Linked DNA regions of Homo sapiens: region 1 is linked to region 2. Evidence: chromatin loops called from intact Hi-C (ENCODE). Cell type or tissue: IMR-90. All regions are shown on one strand. Region 1 has its middle 10 kb from the start of C5. Region 2 has its middle 9.6 kb from the start of TRAF1.

Region 1 (2,500 bases), 120 kb after region 2:
CTTGAAAGTCACCAAAGCAGTGGGTTGGAATAGCATGTCCCAAAAGGCCACTTCACATCCTAAATAATAATGGAATAGGATAGGATTTCAGATAAGGAAGTAGGGAGGAAGTGGAAAATAATAAGGCTAAGAGAAAATCCAGTGTTAATAATGGAATTTAGTTAAGCATATTTTCCTTAGAGGAATCAAAAGGAAACAACATACAAGGAGGAGATGCTCACTCTCCCTTTATCTCTCACAGTTTTATAACCTCACCTGAATCTGTTCTTTCTGTACCCTAGACCTTCTAATGAATCAAGCTCAGCTCATTAACCACCTTCTTTGGTTCCACTGAGCCACGCTTTTTCAGACAATGTTGCTTTTTGTTCAGCATAAGTTCCTTCATCTAATTCTAATACCTGTTACTCATCCAGTGGCTAAATGTGGTAGCCAGACTCCAAGATGGCTCCCAGTGGTCCTTACCTCCCTCGTATTCATGCCTCTGTGTGGTCCCTTCCCACACTGTATCACACCGATTCATCTGACCAATAGAATACAGCAAAAGTGAAGATGTGTGACTTCTGAGGTTAGGTCATACAAGACATTGCTGTTTCTGCCTTTTTCTCTCTTGAACGGCCTGTTCTAGGGGAAGCCCCCATGTAGTGAGCACACTCAGGAAGCCTATGGAGAAGCCCACGTAGAAAGGAACCACGGCCTCCCGCCCAGAGCCATGTGAAGTGAATCCTCCAGCCCTAGTCATGCCTTTAGGTGGCTGCAGCCCAGCTGTCATCTTGACTGCAACCTCATAAGAGAACCTAACCCAGAATTACCTAGCTAAGCCATTCCTGAATTCCTGCCCATAGGAACTGGGCAGATAATTAAGGTGTGTTGTTATCTTACGTCATTAAGTTTGGGGGAATTTATTACATAGCAATAGTAATTTTACACTAGATTAGCTGTTTTTCTAAAAATATAACTTTCATCAAAGCTCCTTACATTCACTACCACCACCCAAATAGGTCCTTGCTCCTCGGTCATCAATGCTTATAATTAGCAAGTGTACTTTAAGTTCCTGAAGAGCAGCAGCTTCAGGAGCCTACTTTGAAAGCGCCACCTGCTGGTATTAACTTAATAGCTTCCCAAAGAAAGCTGGAATAATTCGTGCTGATTAAGTCAATGCTTAGGTGCGACAGCTTTTCATGGTAAACTCTGGCTTCTCATCTTACATTAATAACTCTTCTGAGAACCAGCTTCTTTGCTTCCTTGAGATAACAGCTGCTTTGCCTTCTTCTTAAGAATGCTGAAATGCGATCTTTCTTAGCACTGAAAATCACATAAACATTTATGGAGTTCTTATGATTACTCTTTCTAGGATTACTGTTTCTTGCTTTTCCAACTCTTTTCTTTCTGCTTCAATTATTTTTAAAAGAAGACATGCTAAAGTCTCTGTTTTTTACAAGAAAAAAAACCAGGTATCACAAAATCTTTGAATTTTTTTTTCCTTCCAAAATAACTGCCAAATCTCTCAAAACACTTAGTCTATCCCTCCCCACCCCACCCAGCTGACTCTAAGTAATTTTATTTCCCCCTATTTATCCTGAGACCCCTAGAATGCTTTCTGGATCTCTTCATAAAAGTTATATAGAAAATATTAAATTAATAAAATAATTGCCCAGCAGCAGAAGTCACTTGATGTTGGTTGGAATGATTCAGCATTATACTCATTTTACAGACAAAGAATCTGATAATCAGAAGGTCTGTATTGCTTCATTTAAAAATCCCAGAATCAGGTCGGGCGAAGTGGCTCACACCTGTAATCCCAGCACTTTGGGATGTCGAGGCAGGCAGATCACCTGAGGTCAGGAGTTCGACACCAGCCTGGCCAACACGGTAAAACCTTGTCTCTACTAAAAATACAAAAATTAGCTGGGTGTGGTGGTGGGCGCCTGTAATCCTAGCTACTCAGGAGGCTGAGGCAGGAGAATCACTTGAGCCCAGGACATGGAGGTTGTAGTGAGCGGAGATCGTGCCACTGCACTCCAGCCTGGGTGACACAGCGAGACTCTGTCTCAAAAATAATAATAAAAGCCCAGAATCACACACACAAAAAAGTAGCTCTGGCCACTTACATAATTTGAGTGATCTTGTGCAAGATAAAAATGTGGCATCTCTTATTCAAAAAAGCAGGAAAAATGCTGTTAAGGTATTAAAATATAAACATAAAGCCTTTTCCTCTACCTTGGCCAACATGGCAAAAACCCATCCCTACAAAAAATACAAAAATTAGCCGGGCGTGGTGGCATGTGCCTGAAACCCCGCTACTTGGGGCGCTGAGGCACGAGAATTGCTTGAAGCCAGGAGGTCGAGGCTGCAGTGAGCCAAGATCATACCACTGCACTCCAGCCTGGGCTACAGAGCAAGACTGTCTCAAAAAAAAGCCTTTTCCTTTCATCTGTAGTCTTTCCCTCAATTTGTCATGGTGCTTTTTAAGATTTGCTATTTAACATCATTGTAAATAAAG
Region 2 (2,500 bases):
TGGTCTCAAACTCCTGGGCTTTAGTGATCCTCCTGCTTTGGCCTCCCAAAGTGCTGGGATTATAGGCATGAGCCTACAATCTTTTTGTAAATTTTAAAAATAATTCTAGCATATATATCTAGCAACACTTTCTGGAGATCATTGTCTTAATCATTTCAGATGTGCACTTGTAACATTTTAAAATGCAAAATCAAATAGATAAGAAAAGCCATTCTGTCTACTGCCATCCTTGGTTACTATCTTCTGTAACCAGTGCCCAGCTGCACAGCCAGAGAGCTGTGGGTAGGGCCCATGGCTCTCTCTGGCCCCTGTGATTGCTGAAACTGGAACTGCTTGGGGAGCCCTGGGGCCCTGGCACCAGCTCCTGCTCAGTCCTGCTTCTCCTTTCACAGGGAACATGTCTACACACCAGCTCTCCTGAGCAGTCTTGGAACCCCTCCAAGGACAGCCCTGGACACTGGCCAAGGGGGAGGGTGCCCCTGGGAAGGACGTATCTATCAGGAAGCAGAGACTGTGGCAGGCAGGCATACACACGCACATGCTCGCAGGATGGCTGGCTTACCCAAGATTTCAAAAGAAGTTGGAAATCTGGATTTTTATGTGAAACGACTTGATTTTTAGAACACCCTATAAGCCAAAAAATAAACCCAAACCAAATGAGCATCCCTATGAACTGTGTCTGTGGGCCACTATTTGTGACCTCTGGTAGAGCCTGGCACTCCATAAACACAACAAAAGCAGATGTGTGAACGTGCCCACATGTAACTCACCCGGGCTGTTCACATTGTTCATCCAGATGTGGACCCTGCACACACATAATAGAGACCTTCATTGGACATTGACACACACATAGTATCTCCCGGGATGTGGTTTTAATATTTGCACTTTCCACCTAAGGAGACTGAATGTCAGAAAGATCTCTAAGATCATGTCAAAATCTAGGCTGCCTGACCACAAAGCCAGTGTTCTGAACCGCTGCACAAACCACCACCCAGATGCCTGCACTCTGAATTAAAATTGCCAGTTACTTTGCATCCTTCTCTAAACTAAGCTTTATGAATTTAGAGACTGTGTTTCATTTGCTGGTGCATCCCATCACCTGGCACTATGCCCAGCAGAGCACAGAAGGTGCTCAATACGTACTGGTGGGATTGTACCCACAGGCTCATACAAACGTGTACAGACAGGGCACATGTAAACCCACATAGCCCCACCATGCTGAAGAACACATGCACACTGACGTTCCCACATGCACACCACCCACCTCCATCTCCCACCCGCCAGGGCATTGGACCCTAAGCTGGGGCAGCCCAAGTTTCCCCTGCCAGCCCCCTGCCAGCCTTGCCCAAAGCCTTCAGAAATAGTTTCCTGGAAATCTCGAGGCGGCTGTGGTGTTCTTTTTCCTAACTCAGGAGACAACTCAGCAGTTTTGTTTTTCAAAGTCTGAGACTCATAAACCTGGAATCCTTTCTTCATTTTTTCCACCAGAATTTTCCTTGGCCTGTTGCCTTCCCCCAGGGCCTTGGCTAGGAGGTTACACTCGGAGCGCCCTCTGCCGGGCACTGTCCTCCCAACCTTGTGGGCAGTTGCAGATGGGACCTGCCCCAGGCTGCTTTACAGATGGGAACCTAAGTCAGATGGTGGTAGTGAGGAGAGGTTAGAGGATACTGGCCCATTGCAAGTGTGTGCCAGTGTTATTACTAGCAAGGGATCTTTTGTGATTTTTTTTTACGTTTTTGAAAATAAAAGAATAAATAGCTTCAAGAGCTCAGATGAAGGCCCTCTGCTCTCCCAAGGGCCTCTGTGTGGGGCAGATGACAGAGGTTTGGGAAAATCACCTCATTCAACTTTATTCTTGGGTCTCCATCACATTTAATAAGTGAGGAAATGGAGACACAGAGAGATTTTGGGGGAAGAGGTGCGAGGAATATTTATTGAATGGCTGCTATGTGCAAGGTATACTTATGAATCTCTGTCATTTCATCTTGGCAAATAAACCTGTAGGGTAGTTGCTTTTGTTTCCATTTTACAGATTAAGACATAGAGGCTCAGTGAGGTCTCTCAAGGTCAGAAAGGGAAGGGGAAGAGCTAGGATTTGAATCCAAATCTTCTTTTTCTTGGCTTCGTAGCCTCCTGGATTTTTTCCATTTGGCTGCAGGTCTGAGTTCAGTGGGGCCCAGGGTGGAGCCTTTGTGGCTGGACTCATCAGAGGCCAGGGTTCCTTGGCCTGGCTGCCCAGAAAGGCAAGCCTTTCTCCTTGTACACTACCAGAGAGCAATCTTTGGGGGACACAGTCTTTAGGGGACACAGGGGAATGGGTCAAGCAGCCCCACCAGGACTCAGAGCTGGGAATAGGCTCCTGGGACTGGCAGCTGTGCCAAGGCCCCTTAACAGTAAAAAACAGGATCAAATGCCTTTATCAACCAAACGCATGAGAGGCTCCAAAGGGCAGGGTTTTTTCTGGGAAAGAAAGCAGGTCCTGAAAGGTTTTTGTTTTGTT

What was found. Hi-C counts contacts between places; a loop is a spot of excess contacts. Peaks named below come from ENCODE experiments on the same cell type or tissue, not always from the same donor. Only the 100,000 strongest peaks of a DNase experiment are listed, where the experiment ranks them.
Region 1: it touches region 2 in a loop (2.4-fold over the local background); 16 of 110 quality-filtered maps call a loop at or near these places.

What each region holds. Positions count from the first base shown.
Region 1 is chr9:121,059,138-121,061,637 of GRCh38, forward strand. It overlaps a transcript of C5 not described here. Among named protein-coding and RNA genes, the nearest start is that of C5, 10 kb to the left of the region's middle. In IMR-90, a CTCF peak has its summit at 1,103 (motif pointing left); a DNase peak (open chromatin) is centred at 1,154.
Region 2 is chr9:120,935,146-120,937,645 of GRCh38, forward strand. No RefSeq gene overlaps it. Among named protein-coding and RNA genes, the nearest start is that of TRAF1, 9.6 kb to the left of the region's middle. In IMR-90, a CTCF peak has its summit at 1,552 (motif pointing left); DNase peaks (open chromatin) are centred at 466 and 1,526; H3K4me3 peaks cover 313 bases; H3K27ac peaks cover 2,171 bases.